Regions from separate parts of the Homo sapiens genome. Here region 2 is linked to region 1. Evidence: chromatin contacts called from ENCODE Hi-C data. All regions are on one chromosome and are shown on one strand. The core of a region is the stretch at or near the end of the contact, and the rest is flanking DNA. Distances in the headings are between cores, read along the strand shown. Region 1 holds the start of LINC01366 (long intergenic non-protein coding RNA 1366). Region 2 overlaps DOCK2 (dedicator of cytokinesis 2).

Region 1 (2,996 bases), core at 305-2,804:
AAAACAGACCTTAGGATTGACAAAGCTGATTCTTTGTAGCAATAAGACACCAAATTCCAGCCTGGCTGTAGTATAGCATCACATGACAGAGAGCAGGCCCTGAAAAAAAAAAATCAAAGTATTTTGCCCCAAGTTATGTTTATTTGCTGTATCTCAAAATAGTCCTGCAAAGCTGTCTCTTGTGGGGAAAATCTATATTTCGAAGAGAATCCCCTTCCTTTTCGTGCTCCAGGAGAGAATTAATTCTGATAAGAAACATTTACAACCTATTCTCTCTGAAGCCTGCTACCTGGGGCTTCCTCTGCATAATGGGAACCCTGGTCTCCACAACCTCTCATCTTAACCCAGACATTCTCTTCTGTTGATTCTAGGTCTTTAGATGATAATACAACTTTTTCAACCAATTGTCAATCAGAAAATCTTTGAATGTATCTATGACTTGAAGCCTCTGCTTTGAGTTGTCCTGCCTTCCCGGACCAAACCAACGTACATTTTCTATGTATTGATTTATTTCTTGTATCTCCCTAATATATATAAAACCAAACTGTAACCTGACCACCTTGGGCAGGATCTCCTGAGGTCTGTGTCACGGGCTATTGGTCACTCATATTTGGCTCAGAATAAATCTCCAAGTATTTTATAGAGTTTGACTGTTTTTGTAGACACCTGGGACAGGAACTCTTGGCAGAGCAGACCCCTGGAGGCAGCACCCCTGCTGCTGTGCCTGCTTTCAAAACCCCATGGCTCGTCCTTCGTCCCCTCCTCTCTGTCTCTCTGTGACTTGAAGAAGGATGAAAGGCGGCCTGCAGGTGGACCACAAAAGTGGGAAGCATCATTCCCACCCAAGAAAGGAAAGAGAACAGAAGACGCCTGATCAGAGCCTTCCTGAGGTCTCATCTCCCCTATCTCCGGGGAGCTGAGAACCACCCCCAAGGATTTGGTGGGTCCCCTCCCCAACAGGCCCCTCCACCTCTGGTGAAAGAGCTCTGCCCACTTCTCTGCTTAGTCTGAGCTGATAGGAGGGAAAAGGAGAGCACTGTATGAGTCACAGGTCTCATTACCTCCCCTCATAGCCCAGGGGAAGGGGAGATGGCAGAGGCGGGTAGCAGGCAGGGCTGGGGATGTGCCATGGGGTTCCCCTGGCTTCTCCCCACAGAGGCTGAACCTCCTGGGGGAACATTTGAAAGCCTCAGAGACCAGCTATGGTGCCAAATACTAATGGCCTCAGTTTCCCTTCCTATCCCCCACCTTTGCACGAGTGTGAGTACTCACCCCCCGTCAACTATGTGACCTTGGGAAGACCCCTCTGAAAGACCTCACACCATTCATGTTAGTCCTCCTTCCCCACCTCCCCACACCATCCACACACCACATGCATCAAGCCCCACCGACTTCAGTCCTCAGCATCCTCGCCCCTCAAGAGGGCTGAGAAAAGGAACCATGCTCTTCACGAGCCACCATACAGACGTGGGAATTCCCCTGAAGGTCAGAACCACAGCTCCTTCTCAGCAACTCCTTCTGGCCCCAGGAGTGGGAGGTCTCATGGTCCCAAACAAAACGGAATTGCCTGTGACTCATACCCAGCCCTGCCTATTGAGAAATCTACTTCCGGTGTTGGGGGTGTGGGGTGGTGCGGAACTGGAGCCAGGAAGGGGTGTGTTTGTGTGTGTGTGTGTGTGTGTGTGTGTGTGTGTGTGTGTTCCTCAGCTTCCTGGCTACTGAGTCTTCTCAAGACCAGAGCTCCCTGGCTTTTCAGAAAACCAGCTCTCAAATCATCTAGATCATCTATCCCCCTTACTAGGTAGTCCAGTGTGGCCCAAAGCCTATTTGGACTTTTTTTTTCTTAAAGGAGAAGAAAAAAAGAACCAAGTGAAAACAGAAAATAATTCAGCCACGTGAAGCTGAATTATTATAGCTGCCCCATGTGAGTCGGGAAAGAGAAGGGTGCTTCCTAAAACATGTTAGACAAGGCACTCTGCGGCTTAGTCCCATCCTCCACGCCCCGAAGTCTGCAGCTCTCTCATCATCTTTGCTGCTTGAGTTTTGAGAGGGGCCCAGTGTGCCTTCTGCAAAGCCTGTGCCACTTGCTTCGAAATGTGGCTGTCTCTGGAGGGTTCTCACGAGTCCCACGCTGGATCCTGAGGGCACAGAACTGAAGCTGTTTCAGTTTTTGGTTTGCATGTTGTTGTTACTGTCGCAAAAGGGAAATATCAACTTGGATATTAACAAAATGGAGAACTGAGACCCACCCTGCGATTTTTGCCATTTTCTCATTTTGGTAGAACAAGAGCAAAGAACAAAGGCGCCTTCTAATGGCATAACCTAACTTTTAAGGTAACAGCATCATTATATGTTTAAAGCAAGAAAAGAAGAGGAAATAATGTTTGTCAAAATCTATCATGTGTCAGACATTTTACCGAACTTTCTCCCCTAAGCCCAATGACATAGGTACTTGTGTCCCCATTCCATGATGGGGAAATGGGGGCTAAGAAAGGTGCGGTGACTTGGTTAAGGTCATACGTGTAGAGATGAATGCTAGAGAAAGGATTCAAAATCAGGTCTGGCTGTTGCTGAGTTTCCTGTATTTTCCAAGTTCTTACACTTTCCCTAACTTCCCTGCCTTCATCTCTGTCCTCTCCTCTGCTTACTCTGTTCTTTTCTGTTCCTCAAACACACAAAGCTCATTCCCACATCAGGACTTTCTGTCTCTCTTTGTTTGGCTGCTTCCTTTCTTATCATTTGGGACTCATCACAAAGGCCACCTTCTTGTAAGGTGACCTGACCATTCCTTTTAAAGTAGTACCCTCTGGGATATTGCTCTGTTAATTTACTTTACAGTACTTCTCACTCACCTACTTTGTTTATTTCCGTAGTCTGTGACCCCCTACCCACCCCTCACTGACCCTGCAACAGACACTAGAATGTAGGGCTAGTGAGAGCAGAGGCCTCTTCTTTCTTGTTCTTCTCTATATCCAAAGAGTCTGGAGAAATGGCTG
Region 2 (2,944 bases), core at 222-2,721, 550 kb after region 1:
ATTTCACTTAAAGTTACGGTTCCCAAGAACCTATGGATGACAATAAGTGAAGACGTACTGTGTAGTGTTTTCTTCAATAGACGATATTACCATCTTTCAATGAAGGCAACTGGTCCTTTCACCTTCAAACACCTATCCCAGTGCCAGTTACTGGGAATACAGAGAGAAAACACACACTCTTTACCTGAAGTCAGGAAGCTGGTGTTACGTAAGCACAAGGAAAATCTTAGAGAAGCACGAGAAGGAGGAGAGGCCCCTGAGATCCCGAATACATGGATTCTCAGTGCTTTTGTTTGGCTTATGATGAAACAAATACGAACAGGGAGGAAACCGTCAACCTGCCCAGAAGCTGCCAGCACACAAGGCCCAGAGGTACTTTATTGGATGCCAAATTCTTTTAACACACCATGAGAAAAGAAGTTGACAACTTTCCCATGCATTTTGGAAGGTGTGTTAGAACGATTCAACACACACACACACACACACACACACACACACACACACACACACATTTATTGGGTTGGGGGAGCCTTAAAACTTACAAATCTAACCAGAGCTGACTCCGTCCCTCCTCAGTCATAGAGCAGAGTTTACAGCTAGGGGAAGGTGGCAATCACCAGGGCAAACTGGGCTCACGCTGGATGGGCAAGAGCCACATGCTTCTTAGCACAGCAATGCCAGGGTTGCTAGATCCAAAAGGATCAAGGCCAAAGCCATGGTGGAAGGGGAAATACATGACCCCCAAAGTAGATTAGAAGACGCTGGGTCTGAGAAAAAAATAATGCTCACCTTGGCAAGGTGTGCCTTACTGCTTCGGTGACCCAGAAAGAAAACTGGTTAGAGCTCTCTCTGGGAGGGCAAATGCAACGGGATGAATTCCTGCAGCCTACACTCTCTACGGGGCCACAGTCAGTCACCACACCTCCTCCACACCTGGAACCTGAGGGGACTGAGTGGAGAACTGCCTCCCTAGGAACTGGCTGGTGTCTAAGCTGATGCGAGTTGTTCAGGCTTAAGAAGAGAGCAAGGGGAAAGGGGGAGTTCCTCTAGGGATGGGGTGAAGCAGAAGATTTTAGAAAAGGGGCTGCATGGGATGATGCGGGGGTGGGGTGGGGACAGAACAAATGAGAGACAGACAGAGACGGACAGGGAGATGGCTGGACCTGCATAGCTAGAAGCTGGTGGGGCAGAAAGCCTGAACCCATCTGAACCTCAGCCACCACCTAATCATCTTGTGAGTTCCTCTAGAGCTGGCCCTAGGAAATTATCCCACTGTCCCAGCAATGAGCCAGTGTGAGCCATTGGACACCACCACCAACAGCTCACAATCGCAGGCACAGTGATGCCAGGGAGCCAGCAATGGCAGAGATGTCCCCTCCCCCCAACCACAGGCACCACCATGAGCACAGGCAGTGAAACTGAAGCCCCACCACCCCCTCCCTAAGTCACTGAAGTGTACCCTTTAAGCCAGGGAGGGACAGGGCCACACTTTCAGTGCTAACAATTGGTAAGTAAATTGGTATGTGGGCAGAAAAAGCTGAACCAGGGGTTCTATCTTAACTCTTCTACTCAGTAGCCTTAGAAGAGCCACTTCCTCTTTCAGGGCCTTTTTTCCTCCTCTGTAAAATGGATCAGGGGTGGTGGTAATTCAGGTCAATGTTTGTACTGTATTTGTTTTTTATTTTTGGAGTAGTTTTGTTTAAAGAGCAGCTTTAGGTTCACAGCAAAATTGAGTCAAAAGTACACAGTTCCCATATATCCCCTGTCCCCACCCACACGTGGCCTTCCCCACTATCAACATCCCTCATCAGAGCCAGATCAATTTTTCACGTGATGCTAACTGAAATAAGCCAGGCACAGAAAAACGAATACCACATACTTCTTTAGACTTAGAATTTTTTTGCTGAAAATTTTCTTGGATATATAGATAGATAGATTGGTAGATCAGTAGACTGACAGAGACATAGATACAGTGAGCTATTCTAAGAAGCAGGGAGAAGTGGGCCTGCTTGTTATACACCCAAGGTGAAGCCCCTTCAGGGTTTCTCTCAATTGCTGAATTTGACTATCTCTGGGCAGCTGGTTGCTAACATTCCTTTCAGCTCAAACACTCGATATGCCCAATGTGCAAATTCTTTAATGCACACACGCATATACAATCCTTCGTGTAGCTCAAAATGACTCTACCAGGCAAGTAGGGCAGAGCAACTGTTTATCAGTCTCATTTTACAGAGAGAGAAAGTTAGACAGGGCTAAGGTAGCAGGAGCTGCCCCCAAAGTCTTACAGGTGTTGCCTTCCTGACTTTTGTGCCTACAATTTTGAAAGGACTGAGTAAAAGAGAGAAGAGTGCAATAAGAGCACACTGCTGAGTGTCCTCTCCATCCCAGTTCTTCCAAATCCTCGAGTGCAGCCCAACCAATATTTATAAGAACAAAAATATTACTACTCACTACTGAACACTGTGGACACAGAGACCATTTAGTATGGGTGTTAGGAGCCTATGTTTAAATCCCAGCTTCCTATATAAATCTCAGCTTTAGCACCTGCAAAGAGGTGATCATAACAGCCCTTGTAAGACAGTGTTGATGGGAGGATTCATGAAGGTAATGATATATGGTTCTCAGCACAATGCACCTCTGTGTGTTAGTAAGAACTCCAGAAATAGTAACTGAGGAGCCAGGTTCCCACCATCCAGGAGCACTTGTGGCAGTGGAAGGTGCTGAGTGCTGCTGCACAGAGTAACTCAAACCCTGAACCCTAGGTTACAGTTAGCTTAGGACCACAAACCTCAGGAGGGAATGTGTGCTCACGTATCCCCTCATTCAAGCTTCTCATTTGAGAAATGAGGAAAATGAAGACGGAGGGATGAATTCATTCTCTAAGTTGGAATGCACAGGAAACTGCAGAGCTGAGACTCCAGCTCTCCTGACTTCCAGTTGTACC

The links. A loop is a pair of places that touch in the nucleus more often than their neighbours do. Pooled maps may share reads with other maps.
Region 2: a pooled map shows a loop between it and region 1 (5-fold over the local background). The contact joins the enhancer-like site here to the promoter of LINC01366 in region 1. A Hi-C loop is called at or near these places in 1 of 168 maps with a recorded cell type or tissue (breast epithelium), 1 of 37 single-sample maps with no recorded cell type and 4 of 50 pooled maps.

What each region holds. Positions count from the first base shown.
Region 1 is chr5:170,329,951-170,332,946 of GRCh38, reverse strand. It overlaps LINC01366 (long intergenic non-protein coding RNA 1366), which reads right to left and starts at 1,554. Exons shown (of 2, transcript NR_108025.1): 1 at 1,370-1,554. RefSeq lists enhancers at 1-252, 1,318-1,487, 1,052-2,251.
Region 2 is chr5:169,777,863-169,780,806 of GRCh38, reverse strand. All of the region lies in intron 25 of DOCK2 (dedicator of cytokinesis 2), which reads right to left. Among named protein-coding and RNA genes, the nearest start is that of DOCK2, 140 kb to the right of the region's middle. Within about 2 kb of position 1,471, at least 3 of the 41 ENCODE cell types and tissues checked have a DNase peak (open chromatin) inside an H3K27ac peak, as active enhancers do; they include breast epithelium, where a contact is called at or near this core.